Regions from separate parts of the Homo sapiens genome. Here region 2 is linked to region 1. Evidence: read pairs that join two places in POLR2A ChIA-PET (ENCODE). Cell type or tissue: MCF 10A. All regions are shown on one strand. Links, peaks and the distances in the headings refer to the core of each region. The heading gives the core; the rest is flanking DNA.

What was found. Peaks named below come from ENCODE experiments on the same cell type or tissue, not always from the same donor. Only the 100,000 strongest peaks of a DNase experiment are listed, where the experiment ranks them.
Region 2: POLR2A ChIA-PET joins it to region 1 with 27 read pairs; 3 of 35 experiments call an interaction of 5 or more read pairs at or near these places.

The regions. Positions count from the first base shown.
Region 1 is chr10:24,461,646-24,467,032 of GRCh38, reverse strand. All of the region lies in intron 5 of KIAA1217, which reads right to left. LOC105376455 (a long non-coding RNA gene) reads left to right here and starts at 647. Exons shown (of 3, transcript XR_930755.4): 1 at 647-1,280. RefSeq lists an enhancer at 4,064-4,565. In MCF 10A, for the core only: a CTCF peak has its summit at 3,734 (motif pointing left); DNase peaks (open chromatin) are centred at 592, 2,452, 2,782 and 3,252.
Region 2 is chr10:24,403,841-24,409,227 of GRCh38, reverse strand. All of the region lies in intron 3 of KIAA1217, which reads right to left. Among named protein-coding and RNA genes, the nearest start is that of MIR603, 130 kb to the right of the region's middle. In MCF 10A, for the core only: no CTCF peak of the experiment used is centred there; no DNase peak of the experiment used is centred there.

The DNA of each region.
Region 1 (5,387 bases), core at 105-5,104:
TTTGTTTAAAATCATCTTGGGAAACTGCCTCATGTAATCATGTCTGTGGAGCATTTATATATATATATATTGCTTGTGGAAAAGGAATATTATGTACAGTTTGTTGTATTTCAAACCCCACCCTTCCAAGTCTAGAATTTGTAAACATACCACTCAATCAGACCACACAATGAAGTAAGCAGAGAAAACTGAAATGGAATCTTAAGACACTCTTTCACCCTCAAAGAATTAAAGCCACTTACTTTTTCTTAAGGAAATCACCTGTGTAACTAACGCCGTGAGTAAGCACATTCGCTCAGGTCCTGATTACATGATTCCTTTGTTTGCTGGCTTCATCTAAATCCTTGGTTGCACACTTGAATATTTTAGACAGCTTCCTCTTCAGAAACAAAATCATCACAAAAGACACAAAGATCCTAAAATGTTTCTCAGCTCGAGTGTTCACAACCAATAAAGACCATTTCGTATTACCCAGTTTTCGGAGAGAAGCTGACACTGGCATGGATAAAAAGTAACCTTCCCCGTGATAAGTCAATTTCTCCTCCCCTTGGAAATTAGTCACTGAATAACCTCAGCCCACATCCAACCACAGGCTACCTCACGGGTGACTCAGTCCTTCAACAACTGCTTACAGGGAAAACACCAATGAAGGAACTTTAAACGGCCTAGGTAAATGGGTTAACAGCAAAGGAAATATTACAAAATATATTTCGCTGAAGGCAAACAGGATCATTAGAAAGGGCAAACAACCAGCCACCGAGAAATGAAACTGTCAAAAAACCCAACATACTCAATCCAGAGGAGCCAACTTTCAGATCAGTTTTCTGTTGACTTAAAGGTGCTACTGCAAAAACCTAGACCAGCACCCAATACCCACTTTGCTGCCAGACTTTTGAAGTCTGGGAATTGGCAGCTGAAGGAAACGTAAGCCTCTTCTCCTGGTTTAACACCAGAGGGAAAACATGAGGGAGATAAGGAGGCTGTCTATTAATTAACCAGCCCTGTTTTACCACGCTGAACTTTGGGTAGCAGCCATTAATCAGTCCTACATAGCGCCGGGCAAGGAACTGCAATCACCCTGGAAAATACATCTGAAACGAGAAGGAAAGATAGAGAGGGCAAACCAGGGCTGTGCAGAGGGGATTCTGGAAAGGAAACCAGAGCCCTTCTGCCCCACCCTAAACAAGATGAAGGACGAGAAGGTAGGCGATCCCCAGAGACCTCTGGCTACAACCGCTGTCAGCACAGCTGGTATCTTCCAGGGGAACAGGTACAAGAAGGTGCGTGTCCACAACACGAAGTGACTTGTGCAGCTCTCAGCGGAGGACTGGCATTAATGCATTGCTAGCAAAAGGTGGGGGAGAAAGGAAGCATCTCCTGCGCTCCCAGGCAGGCTCTGATTACCATCATGTTTTCTGAGCCCTTGGGGACTGGGTGGAACCGAAAGCTATCCAAGTGGGAATACGGTGACAAGGAACTCCACTCACTGGGCTGGAAGCCCCACTGGCTTCACGCCACACCCAACTACCACGCTCTGGGCAGCCTGTGCATTTTTAAAACATTTTAAGGCTTTTAGAGGTTGTTCTTGCTGACCAAAAGAATTCCATGACGTCTTTCAAGTTCAAATCCAGTCCTTTGCAGGCTTTCTAAAAAAACTGTTTACTGCCATCAAATCACTTTGTGGTTATTAAAGAAGGGGGCAAATGGAGCACGTGACATTGCCACCCTCCTAAGATGTCTCACTAGGAAAAATATTTGGATGAAGTGGTTGTAACAGATGCCACCTAAGAGGTCGGAAAACAGTAGAAGGAATGTGGAAGCTCTTGACTTTTAATCTAATCAGCAAGGGTTTGTTATTTCTCACCAGAGTATGGGAGGCACACACTATCAGCTTCTGATGAATCTGGTATACATTAGGCAGGTTTTGTTTTGTGTCTTCAGTCAAGCACGTACTTTCCAGGAAGGGGGATGGAGGAGTGGTCCCCCTTGTCTGATTAGGCCACGATGCCGCCCCTATCACATCCTCCAAAGACCCTGTCTTATGGCGTGAGGTGTGCTAACAGACATGGCTCTTATAATTCTTCTTTACCTGCTTATTATGGGCAGGGTTGCTTGTCCCAGTGACTGTATGTGAAGGGTCTGGGGCCAGGCTGTCCCCCAGGAAACAAACAGTGAACTCTCTGTCTCTCTGCTGCTTGGCTAAGCAAGTCATGCCATGTTCGACATGTTATCCCATATCTGCTATGGGCTAGGTGCTATGTGGCTCACGCCTGTAATCCTAGCACTTTGGGATGTGGAAGCAGGAGGATCCCCTGAGCCCAGGAGTTTGAGACCAGCTTGGGCAACATAGGGAGGCCCAGCCTATACAAAAAGTAAAAACTTAGCTGGGCATGCTGGTGCATGCCTGTGTTCCCAGCTACTTGGGAGGCTGAGGTGGGAGGATCACTTGAGCCTGAGAGGTTGAGAGGCTACAGTGAGCCAAGATCACACCATTGCGCTCCAGCCTGGGTGACAGAGTGAGACCCTGGCTCCAAAAAAAAGCAACAAAGGGTAAAACCACAAGAAACCATGTCCATTACGCTAGAGAGAGGTGGCTTCTGTTGACCCTGTTACAATGAGAGTCGGTCGGTTCAATGCGAGAAGAAGTCTAGTTTACCTCTCCCTTCTCTTCCTTCCTGCCAGGTTCACAGCAATTTCCTTTCACTTTCAAAATGCTCCAGGGCACTGTCTGTAGCATGCATGCATGGATTCGTCATTACAAGAGCAGTAATTCACTGTCAGGAGTTTGAAAGCCAGCCCAATCCTGCGGTGAATCAGGATGAGTTAAATGCTCTTTAGCAAGCGCCAAGCTCACCCAAGAGAGGTGGAGTTCAATCTCCAAAGGCCCCAGAGTACCTGCTAATGAACCAGACAAGCCAATTTCCTAAACAATATCCTGGTGCCATCTAGGACCCAGTGGCTTTATCTCAGTGGAAGGCACATTCTCCAGAGAAGGGCTCTTTCAGGCTAACTCACCATAAAGTTTGGTTCAGTATGAGTGTGTGCAACCACTAACACCCCCACGCTTTGGTTTGATTACATCACCAGATCCTTCTCTGCCTTCTCTACCTTGGGACATTACAGCCATTACTACGTTCCTCTTCCCAGCAGTGTATAAAGTGTCCCACTCTTCATTTTCCCTCTTCCTTTCATTGACTAGGCCTAAAAGCAAAGTGGAAGCAATGTATTCTTTCTGAGTCAGTGTTAAGAATGGACGTGCTAGGAAATATTCAGGATTACCTCAACAGGAAGTAATTTTTATGCTCTGGCAAGGCCAATAGTATTGTGACACATATTCATTCCTATTTTCCCTTTCATATTCATTTCTTCATTGGCTTTAAAAAAATTACATTTGCTCAAAGAAAATCTGAACTGTGCCTATAGATATGAAGATGATATTAGGAAGGGAAGGGATTATTACGTTGAAAAAATTTCAAATTCATCTTGTTTGCATTGGTAAAATTGGGAAGATTGCCATTTGTAAGGTTTTAGTTAGCCTATTGTTTCATTTGATTGTAAACGGAATGTCTCCCAGACATGAGACAGACAGACAGACAGACTGCTGCCAAAATTATTTAATTCCCAGGAAAGAGATGGTCCAGTCAGCGGTTAGCTTATGGCTATATTTAAGATGAGCGTTATTTCTATAAATCTTTTGACAGAGGAACTCTACTGAGCCCTCCAGTGGCCAGACCTGGCTGACCAGTCCTGGGTCCAACAGTGATTAAAGATCTCAATCTGGAGCAGAATAGAGAAGTAATGTTAAATAAATCATTTCGCTTCCAAGCCACAATCAATAATTGTGCAGTGCTGTAGGATGGATAAAAGAAAAATGTCCTTCTCACTGACACTCAATCTTCTGCTGGGCTACTCCCATGTTCCCCAGGCCAAGGACAACCTCCTTTTGTACCAAAAATAGTTACAGTTTGTAAAATGATATCTTTTTTATGCCACTTGCAACAGATGGTACAAATAATTCCTTCTCTTATCTCCATCTCTGCACATCCACCCATTTCCTGGACGAACCTTGTTCTTTTATGCACAGCTCCCTTTTAATGTTTTCTAGATTGGATGCTAGTAAGTTATCTGCGGCACCCAACTACAACTTTTTAGCGCCTTAGACTTTATTTTTCTCTTTATGACAGTTCTTGAAACTACTATGTAACTTGTCAACCACATGTTGCCATATAGGATATACTGCTTTATTTGCTTGTGACACTTCATATTCTAACAAGAGATTTTAAATCCCCGTGCTCACCATACCCCACCCACAAACACTCCAATAATCACATAGCAGTTTGCAGTTTACAAAGGGCTCTCAATTGTGACATTTCATGGGCTCCAGAACTCAGTGAAAGACATAGAACAGGTGTCTTATGTCTTTTTGAATAGTTGGGAAACAGAAGTGCAGGGAGTTAAGAACCTCACCCAGCTTCCCATAGCTGCTAAGCAGTGAGGCAGCAAGAACCCCAGCTTCCTCGGTTGTTTGCGTGTGACCTGCTGTGCACTTCAGGACACTGCAAGCTATTCTGCAAAGAACGATGTTCCTCATGCCTGCCCACGCGTGATCACTGATGGATTCCTTATTCGATTTCTGGCCATGGTGTGAAACATGAACAAGTCTGTTGAGAAGTACCTCACTCCATTCACAGGTCCAGATTTTCACAGCAAAGGAAAAGAATCACTGGGGCATCTCACTGGGCTTCGGCTCGAATGATTTAGAGCCTCTCTTGACTTACAATTAGGTTTTATCTACTTGCCTCAAAATGAGTAAGTTATATAATTAGTTATATATTAGTTATATTTAATAGATATATCAGTATATATGCTTATATATATTATACTTATATATACCTATCGATATTATACATCACTCAGTACTATATGGATATCACCATATCACAAGTTATACATATGTATACATATACATATATGTACACACAGAAGCATGCACAAAGTCATCATCAGTCACAGGCACCGGATTACTTATGAAATAAAATATCTGAGCCTTAGCTGATTAAAATCCCTTACCATTACAACCCTAATTCCATTATGGGGTGACATTCTCAGGACCATGCCCCTCAGAGATGCATGCACCACCCACAGAGGCACAGGGTCTCCATCGCTGCACTCTATGCTCTTCTTTCTTTTCACTGGAGAAACTGACCAAATTGATTATATCGTGAACAAAAATAGCTAGGTAGAGCATTATATAACTTTAGGATGATTACAACAACGTGAGAATTAAAATGTATATATGTATTTTAGTTTGATGATATAACATACCTAAATTTACACAATGAGGTGATGTTGATCTGTGTAGAATTTTATGCTATACAGCCGGGTGC
Region 2 (5,387 bases), core at 323-5,322, 58 kb after region 1:
AAAGTAAAGTGGTGTCAGGGTACTTGGTTTTGGAAAAAATGGAAGCCCCTTTGGGATCTGAGCCAATCTTTGTAGGTGTAGGGGCAAGAAAAAAAATCTGTCCCCCTGTGATTCTTATTTCCAAGGATCAAATAAGACTGTGTATGTAAAAGTGCTTCGAAAGTCCAATATAAACTACTGTATCATCCACGCCAGTTCATTAACTAATGCAACACATATTTATTGAGCATCTACTATGTGCAGGCACCATACTAGGAGCTTGTAAAACAGCAGTGAACAAAACAAGATAGTTGCTGTCATGGACCACCGATGCTGGTTAGCAAGAGACAGGTCATATGTCAGTTTAAGAATGAGCGTATACTATATCAGGTGGCTATTAGTCCTCTATAGGGAAATAAGGCAGGTTAGAGATAAATTTAACAGGGAAGGAAAGGATATTTCAGAGATTGTGGCCAGAGAGCCCTTCTTCAGATAAGATGGTGTTTGAATAAAGATTGATGAGGGAGAAGCCACTCTCCCACAGACATCTAGGAGAAGAACATATCAGGCAAAAAAGAACAGAAAGTACAAAGGCCTTGAGGTTGTTGCCAATAAACTAGGTTATTAAAGAAGCTGCCAAGATGCCAGGAATTGGAGCAGAGAGGTGAGAGGAGGGTGGCAGGGGATGAGCCAAGGCTTGTACTCTTTTATTCTGAATGAAATGATGGGCCACGCAGTATATTGAATAGAGGAAAGGTGTGATGTGACTCAGGAGTTGGAACAACTACTTGGGTTGCCCTGTGGAGACTGCTCGTGATAAGAGGGGAACCAGTTAGGTGGCTACTGCACAAGTCCCAGCAAGAGGTGGTGGTGGATTAGGAGTAGGGGATGTAAGAAGTGGTCAGGATCTATATACATTCGGAGGGTGGGTTGATAGCTCATGATTTATTTTCCCACATTGGTTTTATGAAATGCTTAAAAACAAAAATACCCCCAACTTATGAAGTGTTTGTTATGGTTCAGGCACTATACTGCACAATTAACTAATGTAATCCTCACAGCAATACTATGAAGTAGGTCCTATTTTTATATCCATTTACTGATGAGGAAACTGGAGCAAAGAGTAGTTGGATGATTTGACCAGCATCACACAATGGCAGATGATGGAGCTGGGACATGATCCCAGGCTGTCTGGCTTTAGAGTCTATGCTGTTAACCACATGCTATATGACCTCTCAAAATTAATATATAAATAATATTTTGCTCAAGATGAACCTAGACCAATAACAAAATTGAGAAATATGTTATATTGGCCATTCATGTAAAACTTAGGGTCTTAAACCAAAAAATTCAGAAACCTCTTTATTTTTTTGTTAAGAACACGACAAACCAATATACAAGTGGACGCTTTTCACGGGTCCGCCTGGATAAGGTGGGGCTACCAGGCCACTCTTCATGACCATGGCCATAGGAATGGCAGTTAAGGACTGCCATCAAGGTCACGCTTTCGAAAACACTAACTCTAAAATGGAATGGGACATGAACATTTTAGAATATTATGGCCATGTCTGCCTTCGTTTTGATGAGTTTCTTCTTTCTGATACTTTGCCTTTGGTTTTATCTTGGTGAAAGAATAGCTATTGGCTGGGCGTGGGGGCTCACACCCTATCATTCTAAGATTTTAGGAGGCTGAGGTGGGGGGATCACTTGAGGCCAGGAGTTTGAAACCAGCCTGGGCAACAAAATCAGAACCCATCTCTACAAAAAATAAAAATAGAAATGAAAAAATCAGTTGAGCTTGATGGTGTGAATCTCTGGTCCCAGCTACTTGGGAGGCTGAGGCAGGAGGATTGCTTGAACCCAGGATTTTGAAGCTTCAGTGAGCTATGATGGTACTATTATACTCCAGCCGGGGCAACAGAGTGAGACTTCATCACATGCGCACGCGCACGCACACGCACGCACACACACACACACACACACACACACACGTATCTTCATCAAGGACACAAAGTAAATAGTCTCCCATGTTATCATCACCAACGATTAAACATTGCTACGAGACATCCTGCTGTTCAGAACCATTTCTATAAAGCCAATCTTCCTCTCAGACTTCTTGGGAAATGTGTCAGGATTTTATAGATGGAGAAAATTAAGGTCTAGAAAGGAGAAGAGATCTGCCCAGGGTCTCTCTGGCTTATTCCATGACAGAGCTGCGATGGTAGTTCTGGGATCAGAATGTTCCTGATGTTTTTATAGAAGGCTCTGCGCTCACCCAGTGACAGGTGCTTTTGTTGTTTCATCAGATGAAACTATTATGAAAGAGTTGGGCAAAATCATTCTGAAGTCTTCACACAGAGGAGTGGCAATTGTACATGTTTTTAGAGTTTGAGGCTACATTTTGCTTAATGCTGTGTTTGGGTTTACTTCAATACTTCCTGCCAATGCTGAAATCTGTACACATTAAGGAAAGTAGGATTGTTCAATAATACACCTGATTATAATTCTAACTTCAGAAGGCAACACATTTCAAATCTTTTTTCTGGTATATTCTCTATAGTCATCTTAAGTACAACAGATGAGGCATAAAATCCTTTATGAGTCAGTAAATAGAAGCTTTGGCTGCATAATGTTTCAGGTAAGATAAAAGTACTCCCTCTTTTCAATTGTATAAACTGGAGAGCTTTAGCTAAAAGGAGAAAAAGACTGATAGACCCAGAGGGGCGTGTTCAGGTTTCTTTTATTTTAACCTGTCAACAAACATGTGCAACTAAGCCCTAGCACCTTTTTCTAGGACCCATTAGCAATGTGTGTGTTCATCCTGTATGGTGTGTGTGTGTGTGTGTGTGTGTGTGTTTGTGTGTGAATGTACCTTTGCATATTTAGAATTCAACATTTTAGCATCAGGAGAAACAGAAACAAGATTTACATATAGGACATCCATAGATTTGTGGTTTTCTTTGATCTTCAAAATACCACTTTTTCTTTTCTCATCCATATGGGACAATGTCAAAAATTTCATTTCTATGCTTATAGCTTGATGAAGAAAACACCAAATCTGAATGTGAATTGTTGCTCGTCATTCTTCCAAGTAGCACAACTCATTGAATGATGGGTTCCTGGGACACATGGCTTCACAATGACTGTTTGGAGCTGATATGAAAGGAAAGGGAAGATGTGAAAGCCTTCTATTTTGTAATCAGTTTTGTCCACACTTTGGTCAATGAAATCAAATAAAAAGGGAAGATAGGAAAGCTTTCTGTTGTGCCCATAGTTTGGAGATGATTTCATATTTCATTCTATAAAATGTAAGACTACTTCACCTTCAAAACACTGCAGCATTCCTTTTAGAAAATGCATTATTTCCATATTCATTATGCTCAAGAGGGGACAGGGAGGTTAAAAGCACATATGCTTAGGAGATAGAGAGCCCTGGGTTCAAATATTGACTTTACCACTTACCGCTCTAACTTGTACTTTATTCACCCCCTGTTTGGCATTTGTTTCTCTTCAATAAAAAGAGGAAAAAGCTACTTCCTTTCAGAATTATAATAGAGACTGTGATGTTAGCAGGTTTCCAGACACAGGGCAGATGCTCAGTAAATGACACCTCATATCAAAATAGCATCGTAGGTTTAGATACCATTCTGCCTTTTAATCATAAAAATATTTCAAGTATATGGCTATCAGTCTCCTTCTAGAAAATAGGAGGACTTTTAGGATGCTTTCATTCTGATCACTCTCTCTGGTCTTTTATTGTTTCTGCCAGGTATTTTTATTTTGCCTTACTTTTAACCCCCTTACATGATTTATTAGGATTTATGCTCATTTAGGTTTTCCAAAAACATGTTTACTAATTTATTTTCTCACCATTACTTCTCACATTTCAGTTTTTCCTTCTAGGTTTATTATCCTTCTTAGAGAAGTATATGTATTTTTATTTTGAAAAAAATTATAATAAGAAAGTTGCAAAGAAATGTACAGGGAGGTCGCAGGCACTCTTTGCCCTCCCTCCCCCAATTATATAACTATAGGGCAATAACAAAACTGGGTCACTGGCATTGCTGCAACCCACAGAGCTTATTCAGGTTGATACACATACACATGTATTTGTATGTGTGTATGTATTTGTTATTAATTTTATGTTGCTCTATACGATTTTATCACATGTATAGCTGTGTGTAACTACTAACACAATTAAGATAATTGTACCATCATAACTAGGCCCCCAAGTGCTACCCCTCTGTATTCAAACTCCTCTCTCCCACCTACATCCCCAGTCCCTGGCATCTACTAATCCGTTCTGCATCTCTATAATTTTATCTCAACAATGTTTTGTATCAGTGGAATGGTACAGTATGTAAACTTTAGAGACTGGCTTTTTTCTTTTTTCCTCACTGAGCATAAATCCAAGTCATTGTGTATCGACAGTTTGTCCCTTGTTGCAGAGTAGTATTCCATGGTATGCATGTATCGTAGTTGAACTATTCACCCACTGAAGGACAGACATGTGGGTAGTTTCTAGCTTTTGGCTCTTACAAACAAAGCTGCTAGTAATATTCATGTACAAGTTTCTGGGTGAAAACAGTTTTCATTTGTCTGAGATAAATGCAAAAGACTGCAGTTGCTGGGTCCCATGGCAAGTCCATTTTCAGTTTTTTTTTTTTTTTTTTTTTTTTTTTGAGACAGAGTCTCATTCTGTTGCCCACCCTGGAGTGCAGTGGTGTGATCTCAGCTCACTGCAACCTCTGCCTCCCGGGTTCAAGAGATTCTCCTGTCTCAGCCTCCCGAGTAGCTGGGATTATAGGCACACACCACCATGCCTGGCTGATTTTTGTATTTTTAGTAGAGACAGGGTTTCACCATGTTGGCCAGGAGGGTCTCCATCTCCCGACCTTGTGATGTGCCCACCTTGGCCTCCCAGAGTGCTGAGATTACAGGCATAAGCCACCGCACCCGGCCCACTTTTAGTTTTAAAAGGAACTGTAGGGGTGGGCTCAGTGGCTCATGCCTTAATCTCAGCACTTTGGGAGGCCAAAGCGGGAGGCTCCTCGCTTGACCCCAGAGTTCGAGACCAGCCTGCGTAGCATGGTGAAACCCTGTGTCTAAAATAAATACAAAAAATTAGCTGGGCATGGTGGCGTGCTCCTTTAGTCCCAGCTAGTCAGGAAGTTGAGGTGGGAGGATCACCTGAGCCTGGGAGATGGGGGCTATGGTGGAACTGTGATTACGCCGCTGTACTCCAACCTGGGCAACAGAGGGAGACCCTGTCTCAAAAAATAAAAAATGAATAAAAGGAACTGCAAAACTACTTTCTAGCGTGGCTATTCCATTTTACATTTCCACCAGCAATGTATAAGTGATCCAGTTTCTCTGAATCTCTGCCCGCATTGGGTGTTATCTCTATT